2 separate regions of the Homo sapiens genome follow, and region 2 is linked to region 1. A link is an interaction called in ENCODE POLR2A ChIA-PET data of the cell type or tissue named here. Cell type or tissue: Panc1. All regions are shown on one strand. Each heading gives the region's core, and the rest is flanking DNA. Links, peaks and the distances in the headings are about the cores only. Region 1 has its middle 30 kb from the start of FZD2. Region 2 overlaps GPATCH8 (G-patch domain containing 8).

The links. ChIA-PET counts read pairs that join two places held together with the same protein. Peaks named below come from ENCODE experiments on the same cell type or tissue, not always from the same donor. Only the 100,000 strongest peaks of a DNase experiment are listed, where the experiment ranks them.
Region 2: POLR2A ChIA-PET joins it to region 1 with 13 read pairs; 3 of 35 experiments call an interaction of 5 or more read pairs at or near these places.

The regions. Positions count from the first base shown.
Region 1 is chr17:44,583,194-44,592,682 of GRCh38, reverse strand. No RefSeq gene overlaps it. Among named protein-coding and RNA genes, the nearest start is that of FZD2, 30 kb to the right of the region's middle. RefSeq lists an enhancer at 4,825-5,390. In Panc1, for the core only: no CTCF peak of the experiment used is centred there; no DNase peak of the experiment used is centred there; H3K27ac peaks cover 4,182 bases.
Region 2 is chr17:44,450,660-44,460,148 of GRCh38, reverse strand. The region is part of intron 3 of GPATCH8 (G-patch domain containing 8); the gene reads left to right. Among named protein-coding and RNA genes, the nearest start is that of GPATCH8, 48 kb to the left of the region's middle. In Panc1, for the core only: no CTCF peak of the experiment used is centred there; no DNase peak of the experiment used is centred there.

The DNA of each region.
Region 1 (9,489 bases), core at 2,653-7,652:
TCACCCTATCGCCCAGGCTGGAGTAGTGCGATCATGGCTCACTGCAGCCTCAACCTCCCAGGCTCAAATGATCCTCCCACCTCAGCCTCCCGAGTAGCTGGGACTGCAGGTGTACACCATCATGTCCTGCTAATTTTTAATTTTTTTTTAGAGATTTGGTCTCGCTATGTTGTCCAGGCTGGAGAACTTCAATGTTTGAAGCATCGATTCCCTCCCTAGAGAGTGGATTCTGTGAGGGCAGGGACTATGTCTCGTTCACCTCTGTGTCCCTCATATCTAGCGTAGTGCCTGAGCAGATAGGTATTCAATACATGGGGGCCAGGCACAGTGGCTCACACCTGTAATCCCAGCACTTTGGGAGGCCAAGGCAGTCCATTGCTTGAGCTCAGGAGTTCGAGACCAGCCTGGGCAACATGGCAAAACCTCGTCTCTACAAAAAAAAAAAAAAAAAAAAATTAGCCGGGCGTAGCGGCGCACGCATGTAGTGTCAGCTATTCAGGAGGCTGAGGTAGGAGAATTGTTTGAGCCTGGGAGGTGGAGGCTGCAGTGAGTCAAGATCATATCATTGTACTCCAGCCTGGGTAACAGAGCCAGACCCTGTCTCAAAAAAAAAAAAAAAAAAGTATTCAATACACATTTGTTGGATGAACAAATGAACTATCACCATGAAGGGTTAAAGTCCTTACTCATCTATCATAAGCCTCAGTTTCCTCTGCAAAAAGGTAATAACAAGCTTATAAGTGATTTTACACACACACACACAGATACAAAAACACATGTAAAGTACCCAGCTGGAGTCTGATGTGCTGCAGGTACACCATGGCTAGCTGTGGTTGTTGTTATGAGAAGACTACTTCCTAACTGGTCTGCATGTCATTTATAGCAAAATTCGCATTAGTGAATGTGCACGTAGGCCTTTAGAAGAAAGGGGCTTGATTCTTCTTCCAGGGTAGAGATTCAGGCAGGAAGGCAATAGGAGCCCCTCCCCTGCCCAACCTTCAGGGGTAGAGGCAGCTAAACCGTTGTGGAAGCGCGTGTTGCCTTTTTCCATCAGAGAGATGGGGGGAAACTGGGGCCTTGTCTGTACCTCCTAAAAGAGCCCCTCTGCCCTGCAGGTCCCCTTCACCCTTGGCTGTCTGCTCTCAAGGCACTCTGGCTGCTTTCTACCCCTCATGTTATCTCCCCGAAGGCCATCTGCCTTCCTTCCTTTTTAAAAAAAAATCTTAATTATTGTATTACATTTAATCACCAAGTCGTGAGTAATAAGATCCTGAAAGGACTGGTGGGGACTCTCCAAGCCAGACTGAATCTCACAAAGGAAAAAAAATTAAACAAAACAAGGGAGCCACTCACAGAGCCCCAGACACACACTTACATACTTTCTCACACATACACATACACGCGGAGTCTTAAACACTAAAGATGTACAAGGAGCACAGGTACCAAACACACATGCACACACTAGACACAATACACAAACACACATGAACACACTAGACACAATACACACAAACACATGCACACAGTAGACACGATACACACAAACACACATGCACACACTAGACACAATACACAAACACACATGAACACACTAGACACAATACAAACACACATGAACACTAGACACAATACACACACTAGACACAATACAAACACATGTGAACACACTAGACACAATACACACAAACACATGCACACACTAGACACAATACACACAAACACACATGCACACACTAGACACAATACACAAACACATGCACACACTAGACACAATACATACAAACACACATGAACACACTAGACACAATACACACACATGCACACTAGACACAATACACACACATGCACACACTAGACAATACACAAACACACATGAACACACTAGACACAATACACACACACTAGACAATACAAACACGTGAACACACTAGACACAATACACACAAACACATGCACACACTAGACACAATACACAAACACACATGAACACACTAGACACAATACACACAAACACACATGCACACTAGACACAATACAAACACACATGAACACACTAGACACAATACAAACACACATGCACACACTAGACACCATACAAACACACATGCACACACTAGACATAATACATACAAACACACATGCACACACTAGACATAATACAAACACACATGCACACACTAGACATAATACATACACACATGCACACACTAGACACGGTATACACAAACACACATGCACACACTAGACAATACACAAACACACATGAACACACTAGACACAGTACACACACACATGCACACACTAGACAATACACAAACACACATGAACACACTAGACACAACATATACAAACACATGCACACACTAGACACAATACACAAACACACATGAACACACTAGACACAATACATACAAACACACATGCACACACTAGACACAATACACACACATGCACACACTAGACACAATACACAAACACACATGAACACACTAGACACAATACATACAAACGCACATGCACACACTAGACACAATACACACATGAACACACTAGATACAATACACACAAACACACATGCACACACTAGACACAATACACTATTTCCAATACAAGTATCTGCACACACACACAGATACACATATAGCTAATAAAAAACCCCAACCAAGCAGTGTGCACTCACACACACGAACTTACAGGAGGCCTGACGACTGTATTTCAAACTTCACCTCCCAACCCAAGTCCAAAATCTGTCTCCAATTATCTGGCCCGTGTTGAGAGCAACAGGAAATCCAGAGCTGCCTCTGTCTTCTGCGGGAGATGGCGGGATTTCAGTCATCTCTCCATCGTAGAAAAACAAAAGCCTTCTGGCCTTGCCTCCCTCTCCCTGCCTCTAAGTCAGCTGGGGCTAGGAGGGTGTGGGTGGGAGGGGTAGGCAGGATAGGGGAAGAGAGGTGTCAAACCAAGCCTAGGAACAGCATGAGGAGCCTGGGAAGCCTGAGTCCTGAGCATGAGTCTTTCCGCCTTCCCTCAGAACACTGAACAGGGCACTTGTGTGGGTCAAGGATGGGGCAGACAGTGGGGACTTGGAGACTCAGTAATGACTCTAGACACCAGCCTCATAAGTGACCAAGCAGCATAGCAGAATAACCACTAGACTTACGTTCAGAAGACCTGGGCTTGGCCCCAAATCAGTGAGCCAGCTGCCAGTGATTTCATTTCTTAGAACCTCACTTAGAAAATGGGGGTGATCATAGCCACCCGCCCTACAGGGTGGTTGTGAGTGGTAAGTGACTTGTGCTTGTGTAGCTGGGAAAAATGACCACACCAACGTCATTATTAGCTATGAGATGGTGTCCCAGCCTGTGTGCAAGTGGCCGCTCTCCCCTCAAAGGAGGTAGTTCTCATTGCTTCTCCAGATGCCCTTGGCTAATCCCAAAGAAGAGAAAATACTGCTTCAAGAAACCTGGGTGAGTGGCCAGGTGCAGGGGCTCATGCCTGTAATCCCAGCACCTTGAGAGGCTAAGGCAGAAGAATTGCTTGAGACCAGCAGTTCAAGGCCAGCCTGGACAACATAACAAGACCCTGTCTCTACACTTTTTTTTTTTTAAATAAAGGATCCTGGGACTTCCGTTATTCAGAATGGTTCAAAACTTGCTTCTGGACAGTCATGCCACAATGCTGATTATTCTCTGTAGCACCGGCATTTTGAAGGATTTGCAATTGTGACCATATTGCTCTGTCAGTCTTCCATTGCTTTAGTCTAAGTTCCTCCACCAGACTGGGGGTTCCCAGAGACCAAACTGTCTCCCCCGCACATTACAGTCAGGTCCTTGCATCCTCCAAGAATGCAAGGAGACCAGAACTGTCTAACGTGCTAGAATTTAGAGGGTAATAATTCAGCAGCCCCTCCCTGTGCCTTCAGAGTGGGACATTCTTATTTGCATTTCAGACTTCTACCGACACCCAAAATATAGGGAATCCAAAGAAGAAAAAGGAGTAAGACGGAAAAGGAAAACTCTTCCCCCTCCCCACCCACCCTTCTTGTATTGTGAAAGATTTGATGGGCTGATATGGTTGATGGGAAACAGGAGAATGCTGGGTGCCGTGGCTGATGCCTGTAATCCCAGTATTTTGGGAGGCCGAGGTGGGAGGATTGCTTGAACCCAGGAGTTCAAGACCAGCCTGGGCAACATGGCGAGACCCCATCTCTACAAAATTGAAAAAATAATTAGCTAGGCATCGTGGCGTGTACCTGTGGTTCTAGCTACTTGAGAGGCTGAGGTGGGAAGATCGCTTGAGCCTAGGAGGTCAAGGCTACAGTGAGCTGTCTTCACACCACTCCACTCCAGCCTGGGCAATAGGGCAAGACCGTGTCTCAAAATATGAATAAAAATAAAGTCTGGGCGCGGCGGCTCACGCCTGTAATCTCAGCACTTTGAGAGGCCGAGGCAGGTGTTCGTGACTAGCCTGAGGTCAGGAGTTTGTGACTAGCCTGGCCAACATTGGCAAAACCCGGTCTCTACTAAAAATACAAAAAATCAGCCAGGCTTGATGGCAGATACCTGTAATCCCAGCTACTTGGGAGGCTGAGGCAGGAGAACTGCTTGAACCCGAGAGGCAAAGGTTGAAGTGAGCCAAGATTGCACCATTGTACTCCAGACAGAGTGAGACTCTGTCTCAATAAATAAATAATATATAATAAAATAAAATAAAAACAGTAGAATGATGGAGAGAAACCTGAGAGGGAAGGAGGAGAGGGGAATGAGGAGAGAGTGATGTGAGTGCCTCAAGGTCGAGGAACAGCCTTCAGCAAAGGAAGAAAATAACCCCAGAGCTTGGGTTTGGGTCCCCACCGTGGGTCAGCAGAGGACAGGGTCCTGGACAGGGTCAGGAGCTCCGATGGCTCCTGCTTCTCTCTTGGAAAGCACAAACGGGGCAAGTTTTTTTCTCCCTGCAGGCTCCCAACACATAACCTTTTAACATGTGGGATTTTCCATGTGGGGTGAAGGGGAGGAAACAGTCCAGCTCTGGAATTAAGAGGCCCCCGCTCTGCCTGCCCAACCTGGAGCTCAGAGGGTTGCATGATCTGAGTGGCCCTCCTGGGAAGGCCAAGCAGAGAGGTTGAGCTTTCCAGACTGCAGAGAGTGAGTCACAGTCTAACAATGTTATCTGTCAAGTGCTGCAGCTCCCTGGCTGGTCATGCCCATGGCCTCTCTCAGCCTGGATTCTCATTGGGTGTCCTCAATCTCACAAATGTGGAGGTCACACTGGTGCCTTTCTGTGCACTCCCCACCGGCCCCAGATCCAGTTATTTTTTTCAGCATAGGCAATCTCATGGGGAACCCAGCTAAAGCGATGGGTCAGAGGTGCAAAATGCTGGAAATATGGGGCAACTTTTAAGCCCAGAACTCTTAGGGAGTTAAGAATCAGGGCTGGGTGCAGTGGCTCACGCCTGTAATCCCAGCACTTTGGGAGGCTGAGGTGGGCGGAACACGAGGTCAAGAGATCGAGACCATCCTGGCTAACATGGTGAAACCCCACCTCTACTAAAAATACAAAAATTAGCTGGGTGTGGTGGCAGGCGCCTGTAGTTCCAGCTACTCAGGAGGCTGAGGCAGGAGAATCGCTTGAACCAGGGAGGTGGAGGTTGCAGTAAGCCGAGATTGGACAACTACACTCCAGCCTGGCGACAGAGTGAGACTCTGTCTCAAAAAAAAAAAAAAAAAAAAAAAAGAATCAGGGCAGGAAGACACCAAAGGAAAAGGAACCAAGGAGGTCTGTGTGGCAAAGAAGGCTGGATTGGTATGGCATTCAACACAAGAGGCTAAAGGCCGGGCACAGTGGCTCACACCTGTAATCTCAGCACTTTGGGAGGCCGAGGTGAGCAGATCACGAGGTCAAGAGATCAAGATCGTCCTGGCCAACGTGATGAAACGCGGTCTCTACTAAAAATACAAAAATTAGCTGGGCATGGTGGTGTGCGTCTGTAGTCCCAGCTACTTGGGAAGTCGAGGCAGGAGAATGGCGTGAACCCGGGAGGCGGAGGTTGCAGTGAGCCGAGATCGCAGCACTGCACTCCAGCCTGGCGACAGAGCGAGACTTCGTCTCAAATATATATATATAATTTGTGGCCAGGCAGGGTGGCTCATGCCTGTAATCCCAGCACTTTGGGAGGCCGAGGCAGGAGGATCACCTGAGGTCAGGAGTTTGAGACCAGCCTGGCCAACATGGTAAAACCCCCTCTCTAGTAAAAATACAAAAAAGTTAGCCAGGCGGGGTGGTGCGTGCCAGTAGCCCCAGCTACTTCGGAGGCTGAGGCAGGAGAATCGCTTGAACCCAGGAGGCGGAGGTTGCAGTAACCAAGATAGTGCTGCTGCACTCCAGCCTGGGAGACAGAGCAAGGCTCTGTCTAAAAATAATAATAATAATTTGCACAACACTCTCACATACATTTTCTCTTTTGATGCTCAGAAAAGCCCATGTAGAAGGTAAAGAAAATATAACTATTTTCTATTTTTAGGCTGAGGGGGATTAAGGACCTTGGTCAAGGGCATCTGCTATGGAACGAATGGTGGAGTAAGAACTAGGACTCAGGTATTCTAACTCCAAGGTCCCACTCTTTGCTCTGCAGAAGGTGCCAGAAGCAAGCCCTGGAGAAGGGCCAGGTTGTCTTCCTCCAGCCTCGCCAGTGCATACATCACCACCTAATACCACACAGGTCATTAGCAGAGAGGTGACCATGCCTATCTGCACACGCAAGAGACCAGGGCCACAGAAGAGATGGCTTTTGATTTCTCCCTTTTCTGGCGCATTCATTCCAAGAACTCAAAGTGAACAAATGTTCCGGCCAGACACGTAACCATGGTACCTACCTCAGGAAAAGAGCAAACGGGACAGTTTCATCCCAAGCCTAGAACACAGGTCCCCATTGATCTCTGTGGTGTTTGTGTCGGCTGGGGGATGGGACATAGGGTGGGGTTCAGGGCTGACCTCATCTCCTGACTTTAGAGGGGAGGCTGTGAGTTAAAAGGAGAGCCCTCATAGGGAAGGACTTGAAGGGGTGGCAGCAGCGGTTGCAGTGACAGGTTCCAAACTCTTCCCATTTCTCATACTCAAAGCAGAAAGAGGAGGTGGCAGCAGGGGAGGAGTCTCCAATTTCAGAGTGACTCAGATCAGACGATTGGCTGATACTGATCAGCGGTAGACAGTGCATAGATGACAGACACCTGTTTGGCTCTCCAGCGCTCACTGGGGTGGGGCAGGAACGAGGATGCAAGATAGAGGGGACTTGAGACATGAGAGGTGGAGAAACGAAGCCTGAGTGGGAGCCAGGCCAGGAAAGATCATCCCCTGAGACGTGGGATGAGCAGGCAGCTGTGGGCCAGTTACCTTTGAGAAAGACCCTGAAGGATATGGGAAATTTATATATATATATATATATATATATATATATATATATATATAATTTTTATTTTTTAGACAGAGTCTTGCTCTGTCTCCCAGGCTGAAGTGCAGTGGGGAAATCTCGGCTGACTATAACCTCCGCCTCCTGGGTTCAAGCGATTCTCCTGCCTCAGCCTCCTGAGTAGCTGGGATTATAGGCTTCCACCACCATGCCCGGCTAATTTTTGTATTTTTAGTAGAGACAGGGTTTCACCATGTTGGCCAGGCTGGTCTTGAACTCCTGACCTCAAAGTGATCCATCTGCCTCAGCCTCCCACAGTGCTGGGATTATAGGCGTGAGCCACCATGCCCGGCCTATATTTTTCTTAAAAAGAAAAACCTCATTATTCTTACTTTCTAAACAAAGCATGGCTGGGAAAAGAGAGAGAGAGGAGGGCATCCGCCATGGCAGAGGAGCAGGGGTACATGTTCTGGGCAGAGAAAGGACGACTGGGGCGAAGGCGCAGGGTGGGAACGTGGGCACACGGGGAAACACTGAGTCAGTCTGGAGCGTGAGGTAGTGGAAAAAGGGACTGGGAATGTAGACCAGAGCCATATCACGGAGGCCCTTAAATTCCAAGCTAAGGAATTTGCACTTCATTTAGTAGGCCACGGGGAACCTCTACAAGTGACTGGATTAAAAGCGCGCTTTAGGAGGAAAATTTCAGGCTGTGGATGAACTGCAGGTCTCATTACATTAGTTAAGCTGCCAAAGAAAGATGTGGGCTCCTTCAGGTTGCCGTTCTTGGGAACTGGAACCGGGAAGAGAGTCATTCAAAGTTCCCAGGTGTTGATTCTGCCCTTATTCTGAGGAGGCCTCAATAAGGTGTGAGCCTCAGGTTGATCACAGGTTTATGAAGCAGGCAGGTGAGCAAGCAGTTACTCTGCCTGGTGGGCCAGGACTCCCTCCTGTCAAGGTGAAGTGCTCTGCACTGCAAAGAAACCTGCAAAGGTTTCCCACACAGAAGGGAACAGGAACCCTAGCTTTTTCTTGGTCTTACTTTAATCTAAAAGCGCTGCTAGCAAACACATTTTATGTTTAGCTGGCACCTAATCTGAGGAAGTTTCAACCTGCCAGTCATGAAGCAAACAACATCCGCTGAACACAGCCAAGTGTCCAGCTACCTGCTCTTTGTCCACCATCCTGACACCACAGAGGGGTTAGGATGAGAAGACCGAAGCACTGAGTGGCCCACTGGACTGAGTGACTCTGGGAAGCCCTTGGACTCAGGGGTAACTCTGACCACAAGACAAATGTGCCTGGGCCAGGTGCAGTGGCTCACACCCATAATCCCAACACCTTGGGAGGCCAAGGTAGGAGGATGGCTTGAGCCCAGGAGGTCGAGGTTGCATGAGCTATGATTGTGGCACTGCATTCCAACCTAGGTGAGAGAGTGAGACCCTGTCTCTAGAAAAACAAACAAACAAACAAACAAAAAAAACCTGTGCCCCATCCCTCAGCTTTGCTTAATTGGGTTGCAGAAATTATTATTGAGAAACAAAGAAAAGGTAAAAACAAGAACAAACAGACAAAAACAAAAAACAAAAAAAAACACATTCTCCTCACTCCTAACCCTCTACAAGAGGTCAAGTGAGGTCACCCCTCCTTGACTTGCTGAGGATGGCCAAGCCATGAAAATGGCTTCCTAACGGATGCAACAAGGCAAGACAGTACAGGGCAGGCAGGAAATGACACAGTGAGTTGGACCAGGGACAGATGGAGGAGTTTACCCCAACACAGTGCCTGGAGGTACCTGCTAATTATTTATGCATTGTATTAATGAATCTCAGAAATCAGGAAGCACTTATTATAAGAGAAATGCAATCAAATCTGCAGTGAGGGCTGGGTGCAGTGGCTCACGCCTGTAATCCCAGCACTTTGGGAGGCTGAGGCGGGCGGATCATGAGGTCAGGAGATCGAGACCATCCTGGCTAACACTGTGAAACCCCGTCTCTACTAAAAATACCAAAAAAATTAGCCAGGCGTGGTGGTGGGTGCCTGTAGTCCCAGCTACCAGGAGGCTAAGGCAGGAGAATGGCATGAAC
Region 2 (9,489 bases), core at 2,600-7,599, 130 kb after region 1:
AGACTGGATTCAGTTCTGGAAATTGTTTTATAACCTTTTGTCAGCTTTGAAATGGAATGTAGTTCAAAATTTTTATTTTTCTGTGAAATACATTTAGTCAATAGGTGTAGCCCAGAAATGGTGCCTGAAGTTTCTTTGTTACATTGTGTAAGTACTATTTGATGATTTGGCTGATTCTTTGGTGACAGACAAAAGTTTAGCTCCTAGGAAAAATGAATGGGGTCTGATATTATTTCCTATCTCACCCTGTTTAGAAGGTTCGATGAGTACATTTAGACAACCAACACATATTTACTGACCTAACACTACATTCTTGTTATACCAGCAGTAAATACCCTAAGACATGGAGAGTAGATAAGACATGGTTCCTGACTTTCAGGTTTATTTCCCAGTCCCTCAAGTCTTGCTTTTTTTTTTAACTGCTGTAGACCTTTGAAGTTTCCTTGAAGCCAAGGATGATGTTTTCTACTTTTGTGCACTCCTTTCATACTTAAATTAAGTATGTGATCAGTCTGAATATTTAATTAAAAAATTGTTTCAACCCCCTTGTGAGTAGGAAGTCTCACTAATTTTTGTGTAAAAGTACTTGGTGCAGGGTGTAATGGCAGTTTGTTAACATTTGGAAATAAAAGATCTGGGTTTGATTTTGGCACTACCATTTCCTATAAGTGAAGGGACAAGGTACCATTACTGAATTATTTTCCTCAGCAATAAATGGATATTAAAATCTCTGCCTGTCTTCTTAAAGAGTAGTTATGAAAACAAAGTAAGTGAACTTGCATTATACAGACTATAAAAATGCCATATATGCTTATTATTAACACCTATTGTATAGTACATAGTTCTTTTAACTGAATTAGAGATAATCCATCCTTAGGGCTTCCAAGATTAACAACAGTAATAGTTAATATTGCTTTATATGTGATAGATGTTGGACTTCAGGATCTGTGCTTTTGATGTTAGATGTGTTTTAGAGCCCCTAAATCCCTAATTTTGGTGTCTGTTTCACTAATTCTGAGCTCACTAGTCATCTCTACTCCTGAGTCTAACTTCTGAAAAATCTAACATCTAGAAAGAGCATCAGTCACTCAGTCGTGGCATTGGAACAACTGAATAACAACCCAGAATTTTAAAAGTTGGGTCCCCATTGTCATTCCTTACCCCACATAGATTCCAGGTGAATGAGAGGTTTAAATGTAAAAAATGAAATCATGAAATTATTAGGATGAACAATGGTAGAATTATTATCTTAAAATAATATTTGAGTAAGAAAAGCTTTTCTGAGCATAACCCAAAACTTAGAAGCCCTTGAGAAAAGGTTAAGGCCAGGCACAGTGACTTAAGCACCTGTAATCCCAGGACTTTGGGAGGCCAAGGTGGGAAGATCACTTGAGGCCAAGGGTTCAAGACCAGCTTGGGCAACAACAAGACCCAGTTCCTAAAAAATTTTAAAAAATAGATTAGCCAGGCATGGTGGCGTGCATCTGTATTCCTAGCTATTTGGAAGGCTGAGGCAGGAGGATCCCTTGACTCCAGGAGTTCGAAGTTGCAGTGAGCTGTGATTGTGCCACTGTACTCCAGCCTGGGCAACAGAGCAAGCCTGTCTCAAAAAAAGGAAAGGATAAGTTTGGCTATATTTCATCATAAACAAAGTCAACAAACAGACTGGGGAAAATATCTGTAATATCTCATTATAGGCAAAGAACAAGTTTCCTTCAGGTATTTATCAGCTTGAGAAAGACCAAAGTTAGCCTGGTAAGATTATGGGAAAATAGGTACTTACATCATAGCCATGAGAATATCAACTAGTGAAAACATTACAGGGAACAACTTGGATTACTTAAAAATTAAAATGGATGTGTTCTTGAATCCAGCTTTTTTTTTTTTTTTTTTCCTTTGAGACAGAGTCTTGCTTTGTTGCCCAGGCTGGAGTACAGTGGCATAATCATAGCTCACTGCAGCCTTGATCTCCTGGGCTCAAGTGATCCTCCTGCCTTAGACCCATGAGTAGTGGGGACTACAGGCGCATGCCACCATGCCTAATTTTTTTTTTTTTTTTTGAAATGGAGTCTCGCTCCATCGCCCAGGCTGGCTGGAGTGCAGTGGCACAATCTCGGCTCACTGCAAGCTCCACCTCCCGGGTTCACGCCATTCTCCTGCCTCAGCCTCCTGAGTAGCTGGGACTTCAGGCGCCTGCCACCGTGTCTGGCTAATTTTTTGTATTTTTTTTTAGTAGAGACGGGGTTTTAGCGTGTTAGCCAGGATGGTCTCCATCTCCTGACCTCGTGATCTGCCCACCTCGGCCTCCCAAAGTGCTGGGATTACAGGCATGAGCCACTGCGCCCGGCGAACGCCTGACTAATTTTTAAGAAATTTCTTGTAGAGACTAGGTCTCACTAGTCTTCCAGGCTGGTCTCGAACTCCTGGGCTCATGTGATCCTCCCACCTTGGACTCCCACAGTGCTGGGATTATAGGTGTGATCCACCATGCCTGGCCTTTTCATGCAATTAACAAAATTTTTAGGATATAAAATTCTTAAGCACATCTTCCTGGTTACTAAATAATTAATATGATTGTTAACACACAGTTGCTTCCTATGTAATAACATGTACATTCCGTTTGTTGATACTGAAGCAGCTTTTTCAAAGTTTTGCTTGTTTTATTTGGAGTGTATCTCCAGACATCTCACACATCGTTTTAAGAACATTGTATTAAGTTTTGGGATTGAAATAAATAAATGTAAAAATTTTACTTTATAAAATCATTAGCCAAAAAATATGTTGAGAGAGATGAACATTCTCTGTAGCTTGTATAGTAAAACTGAGGCATTATTGTGAAATATTAAAATGGTACATTCTGTGGGCATACAGGAGTGTGCCTGTATATTTATGTTTGTATTTACTTGACCATAAAGATAAAATTTTTGTTAAAGATAGACTCTCTGAAGGGAAACTGAGTTGCATTTTACTATATTTTTAAAATTTGGGCCAGTTGCAGTGGGTCACACCTGTAATCCCAGCACTTTGGGAGGCCGAGGCGGGCAGATCACCTGAGGTCAGGAGTTCAAGACCAGCCTGGCCAACATGGTGAAACCCCTTCTCTACTAAAAATATAAAAATTAGCTGGGTGTGGTGGTGCGTGCCTGTAATCCCAGCTACTCAGGAGGCTGAGACAGGAGAATCACTTGAACCCAGCAGTAGAGGTTGTAGTGAGCCGAGATTGCGCCACTGCACTCCATCCTGGGCAACAGAGCGAGACTGTGTCTCAAAAAAAAAAAATTGTTCTGTACTTGTATTACTATTCAAAAAATATAATTGTTTGAGAAAAGACCTAAAGAAGGCAGAATGAAAACAGAGTAGAGTTGGGGGTATTTCTTTGGTTTTATTTATGTATACCTCCTTCCCAGTCTTGTTTCAGTTAGGAAATAAATGGTGAATACAATGTAGGGTAAGGCCTGCATTACATAAGTCTCAAATATGTTTAGACTACATTTTATGACTAAAGGAAAATTAGACTTTTTTTTTTTCCATTGGAGATGAGGTCTTTCTATGTTGTACAGGCTGGTCTCAAACTCCTGGCCTCATGCAGTCTTCCCACCTTGTGCTTACAAAGTGCTAGGATTACAGGCTGAAAACTAGATTTGAATTCAAAAGAATAGAATAGAAACATGTAATGTTACAATTTAGGCTTTATTGTTAAATTAGAATATGAATTAATATTGCACTCACTTCTGGCCTGGTGTGGTGGCTCATGCCTATAATCCCAACACTTTGGGAGGCTGAGGCAGGAGGGTAGCTTGAGGCCAGGAATTTGAGACCAACCTAGACAATATAACAAGACCTCATCTTAACAGAAATAGAAAAATTAACCAGGTGTGATGGCACACGCCTGTAGTCCTAGCTACTTGGGAGGCTGAGGCGAGAGAATCGCTTGAGCCCTACCTAGTGTTGGAGGTTATAGTGAGCTGTGATGTGCCACTGCACTTCCTGCACCTTAGCCTGGGCAACATAGCTAGACCTGTCTCTATAAATAAATAAGCAAGACCTGTCTCAATCAATCACTATAAATATTTTACTGATTTCTTAAGAAAAATCATTTTTTGTCTGGGCGCTATGGCTCACGCCTGTAATCCCAGCACTTTGGGAGGCCGAGGCAGGTGGATCACCTAAGTTCAGGAGTTCGAGACTAGCCTGGCTAACATGGCGAAACCCCACCTCTACTAAAAATACAAAATTAGCGGGGCATGGTGGCGAGTGCCTGTAATCCCAGCTACTCGGGAGGCTGAGGCAGGAGAATTGCTTGAACCCAGGAGGCGGAGGTTGCAGTGAGCTGAGTTCATGCCAATGCACTCCAGCCTGGGTGACAAGAGCGAAACTCTGTCAAGAAAAATCATTTTTTGAGAAAATATTTTCATTAATATTATAGTGACATAGATACATTTTTCTGAAGTCTTTACAGAAGCTAAGTTGTCTTTCTATCTTACTTTCCCTTTTCAATTCATGTTTTCCTTTATAAAAAGGAAATAATGCTTAATATTTATTATGTGCCAAATATTGATCTAGAGTCTGGATGTTTTGCATGGTCTCATTTAATGAAATAGATATTAATATGCTCATTTAATTTTATTTTTTTTAATTTTTTTTTTTTGAGATAGAGTTTCACTCTTGTTGCCCAGGCTGTAGTGCAATGACGCGATCTCGGCTCACCGCAACCTCTACCTCCTGGTTCAAGCGATTCTCCTGCCTCAGCCTCCCGAGTAGCTGGGATTACAGGCATGTGCCACCACGCCTGGCTAATCTTGTATTTTTAGTAGAGATGGGGTTTCTCCATGTTGGTCAGGCTGGTCTCGAACTCCCGAACTCAGGTGATCTGCCCACCTCGGCCTCCCACAGTGCTGGGATTACAGGCGTGAGCCACCATGCCCGGCCACTCATTTTATAAATGGAAAGTTTTGGAAAGATGATACAGCTACCGAGGGTCTGCCATTCAAATATAAGCCTAACTTTGAAATCAATATTTATACCTTTTCCCTTCTTAGGAAAAGCTGATACTGAAAATAGGAATAGGTTGGTGGGGGAATAGCAAATATGTAGCTCCCCCAAATCACAAATCAAGGTATGGATTGTCAGAAAAGCTTAGTTATACACAGAGCTGGTGTATTTGAAGAAGCATGTAGCTATAATCTCTGTTTCCTGCTAATTAAATGGGTCTTGGAGTCTTCATACAGTTGCCAAAGGCAACCATAATTTTAGTTATTCACAATCCACATTTAATAAAATAAAATATAGAGCTTGTAGAGCCTTTGACCTTTTTAATGGAATAAATATAAACTATAGAGAAGAGGCCCAGGTAATAAACAAGATTAGTCAGAATTGGCAGTCTAAGGTAAGAGGTTAGGTTTTAGGGATAAAACAGAAAAGGAAAGGACCGGATGTGGTGGCTCACCCCTGCAGTCCCAGCACTGTGGGAGACCAAAGCAGGAGGATTGCTTGAGGCCAGGAGTTCAAGACTAGCCTGGGGAACATACCCTGTCTCTACAAAAATTAAAATAAATATAAAGATGAAAGGGATTGCAGGAGAGGAGACTGAATGAGAATGATAAACTTGCATGCTGTATAGAAAGGGACTACTTGTTTCTCAGTACGGAGATCATCACATTTAAAGGATAAATGAAAAGACCTTAAATGTGAGTTAAGTCATGGCAAAATAACAATCAGAAAAGAAGTTGCAGTTCCAGTGGCATGTGCCTGTAGTCCTAGCTACTCAAAAGTTTAAGGCAGAGGGATCAGTTGAGCCTGGGAGTTCAAGTCCAGCCTGGGCGACATAGTGAGACCCCTTCTAAAAATTAGGCAAGGTAGTGCACACTTATATTCCTAGCTACTTGGGAGGCTGAGGTGGGAGGATTGTTTGAATCTAGGATTTGAAGGTTACAGCTATGATTGTGCCACTGCACTCCAACCTGGGCAACAGAGCAAGACCTTTTCTCTAAATAATAATAAAATGCTGTAAGTGTTCAAAAGAAGAATAACTAGGGGTGACTTCACTAAGTCCTGAGGAGGGAGGAATAGATATTACCAAAGATAGGAGATACTGATGTATACAAGGTAATTGCAGTTGACAAAGAGTAGGTGTGGCTAATTGGAGCAGATTATGTCCATGGTGTAGTGGATTTTATGCGTTTTTTAACAGAAGAAACCACCTCAATTTTTTTTTTTTGAGGTTAAACTTCAGTATATGAAAGAGGGGGCAACCCAGCAGTTGTTTTGATTGAAGCAGAGTTCTAGGTCTCCAGGAATAGTTTAAAAACTGTAACTAGGCTGGGCACGATGGCTCATGCCTGTAATCCCCAACACTTTGGGAGGCTGAGGTCGAAACATCTCTTGAACTCAGGAGTTTGAGACCAGCCTGGGCAACATAGTGAGACCCTGTCTCTACCAAAAAATAAAAAATAAAAAATTAGCCTGGCATGGTGATGTGCACCCTTAGTCCCAGCTACTTGGTGGTTTAGGTGGGAGGATCACGAGAGGCCATGAAGTTGAGGCTGCAGGGTGCCGTGTCATTGCGAGTGTACTCCAGCCTGGATGACAGTGAGAGCATGTCTCAAAACGCGCGCCTGCACACACACACACACACACACACACACACACCCCTACCTACCTACCTACCTACAACTAGAAGGGAGAAATGGGAAATATTAATATAGGCACAAATCTCATATATGCTAAGCACTTAACAAATATCTCATTTAAATCTTATAATAAGCCCCTGAGAGAATTACTGTTGTCCCATTTTGTGGAAGAAACTGAGTCTTAGAGAAGTCCAATATGTTGCCCAAGGGTAAGCAACCAGTAAACTATAGAATCAGGATTCAGATCTCAGTCCTTCTGCCTCCAAAGCTCATGCCACACTGAATGTGGAAGGCCTTAATGCTCCTCCAATCTGGAATTGTATTTTGTAAGCCAAAGACACCTTGATCAGAGCAGAGGTATAGACTTACAGCCAGAAGAGATACTGAAGGCCGGGTGTGGTGGCTCACGCCTGTAATCCTTGCACTTTGGCAGGCCAATGTGGGTGGATGCTTGAGCTCAGGAGTTCGAGACCAGCCTGGGCAACATGGCAAAACCCCATCTCTACTTAAAATGCAAAGAAAAAATTAGCTGGGCGTGATGGCATGTGCCTGTAGTCCCAGCCACCTGGGAGAATGAGGTGGGAGAATCGCATGAGCCCAGAAGGTCGACGAGGTTGCAGTGAGCTGAGATCATGCCACTGCACTCCAGCCTGAGTGACAAAGTAAGACCCTATCTCAGAAAAAAAAAAAAAGATATTGAAGATAAGTTAAAACTCACTATACAGTTGAGAAATTTATTTTTAGGGTTCCAAAATGTTTTAATGATAGGGCTGAAACCCAAACCCAAATTCTTTGATTTGCCATCGAAATCTCTTTTCATTATCCCAGCCAGGCATTGGTGATGGAAATAAAATAATAGTCTGCTCAAAGAATGTCTGAGGATGGAGATGGAAAACCATTTAGAAAGTTGTCTGGGTATGAGTATAGATAAGGACTTGAAAGAGTAATAGTGGAAATGGAAAGGAAGGAATAACTATGAAGGCTGATAAAACAGGTCAACTATGAAGACAATATATAGTCAGTTTATGCACATGTTTGACTAGCAAGCCCCTATTCACTAGATTTAGTGTTAATCTTTTATAATAGCCATCATTTATTAAGTGTTTACTGAGTGCTTGGACATGGATTTTCTAACTTAAATCCTCTTTGAGGTAGATACTCCCATTTTACCCAAAGAGCATTTTACCAAAAGATCTTTGCCCAAGATCTTTTTTCCTTTTTTTTTTTTTCTTTTTTTTTTTTTTTTTGAGACGGAGTGTTGCTCTGTCACCCAGGCTGGAGTGCAGTGGTGCAGTCTCGGCTCACTGCAACCTCCACCTCCCTGGTTCAAGCAATTCCCCTGCCTCAGCCTCCCAACTAGCTGAGATTATAGGTGCATGCCACCACACCTGACTAATTTTCCTGTATTTTTATTAGAGACGGGGTTTCACTATGTTGGCCAGACTGGTCTCAAACTCCTGACCTCGGGCAATCCGCCCGAATCGGCCTCCCAAAGTGCTGGGATTACAGGCTTAAGCCACCACGCCCAGCCTGCCCAAGATCTTACAGCAGATAAGTGGTAGAATCTTGGTGCCAAAACCTATGCTTTTAACCAATATGCTGTAATGTACCTAAACTGTAGGTGCTAGCTTACTTCCCTATCCTGGAGAGATATGATGGTGGTGAGAAATACCAGTGCCACCGAATTGAAATATACAGTAGTTATTCAGGCCAGAAAAAGTGGAGATAATTCTGAATGTGATATATTCTCGTAGGGCACTTGAAGTGGTCATATATATTCTTCATGATGAGTATAAATTCACTAGAAACTTAAGGCTAAAGTTGAGTGGTAAGAACTTTTGCCAAATATTTAGGGATGGAAATTGGTGTCCAGGGAAAAAGAAAATACTGTAACTTATGTCTCATACTATAATTTCCTCCCTGACTTCTACTTTCTGTTTCTCTCCTGTGGCATTTTAAATATTCAATCTTGTATAATTTTTGTTGATGTGTCTCTTTTACCTAATTCAGTAGACTGTAAATTCCTAAAGGATAGTAATTACTGTGCATTTATGTATTCTCTGTTGCTGTTTTTCTTGTTTTGTATTCTGCATATGTTTATTGCATGCTTAAAAGGTGCCAGATCTGGGTTGGGTGTGGTGGCTCACGACTGTAATCACAGCTCTATGGGAGGACGAGGCAGGTGGATCACTTGAGGCTAGGAGTTCAAGACCAGCCTGGCCAACATGGCGAAACCCTCTCTACCAAAATATACAAAAATTAGCCAGGCATGTTGGTGCACGCCTGTAATCCCAGCTACTTGGAAGGCTGAGGCATGAGAATAGCTTGAACTCAGGAGGCGGAGGTTACAGTGAGCCGCCTGGGTGACAGAGTAAGACTCTGTCTCCAAAGAAAAAGAGAAAAAGAATGTGCCAGATCTGTACTAAGTCTTTAAGAGTGAATAAGATAGAACCTCTGCCCTCCAGAGGTTTATTTCTAATAGGGAAACAAATAATGTAACAAATTTAATACAGTATAATGATTGTTTTAATTGTGAAGTTAAAGGTACAGTGGAAGCTTAATAGAGAATTGAGCAATTTAAGTTATAATTTCAAATTTTTTATAATAATTAACAAGTGAAAAGTCTCAGATTGTGAGAATAAAGAAGCAACCAACTATTTTCTATCTGTGCATCTATACTTGCTGATAGATACATGGAGTACAGGTGTCTGTGAGTTAGTGGAATCTCTTTATTCTTCCATGAGAAGCGTTGGTATTTTAAAGTGGAATGAAATCTGAAAATGATAAGAACATAAAGTAAAAAGTGTTTTATAATAAACATATTTTATTAAAATCTTTCAAAAGTTCATTTAAAATTTAC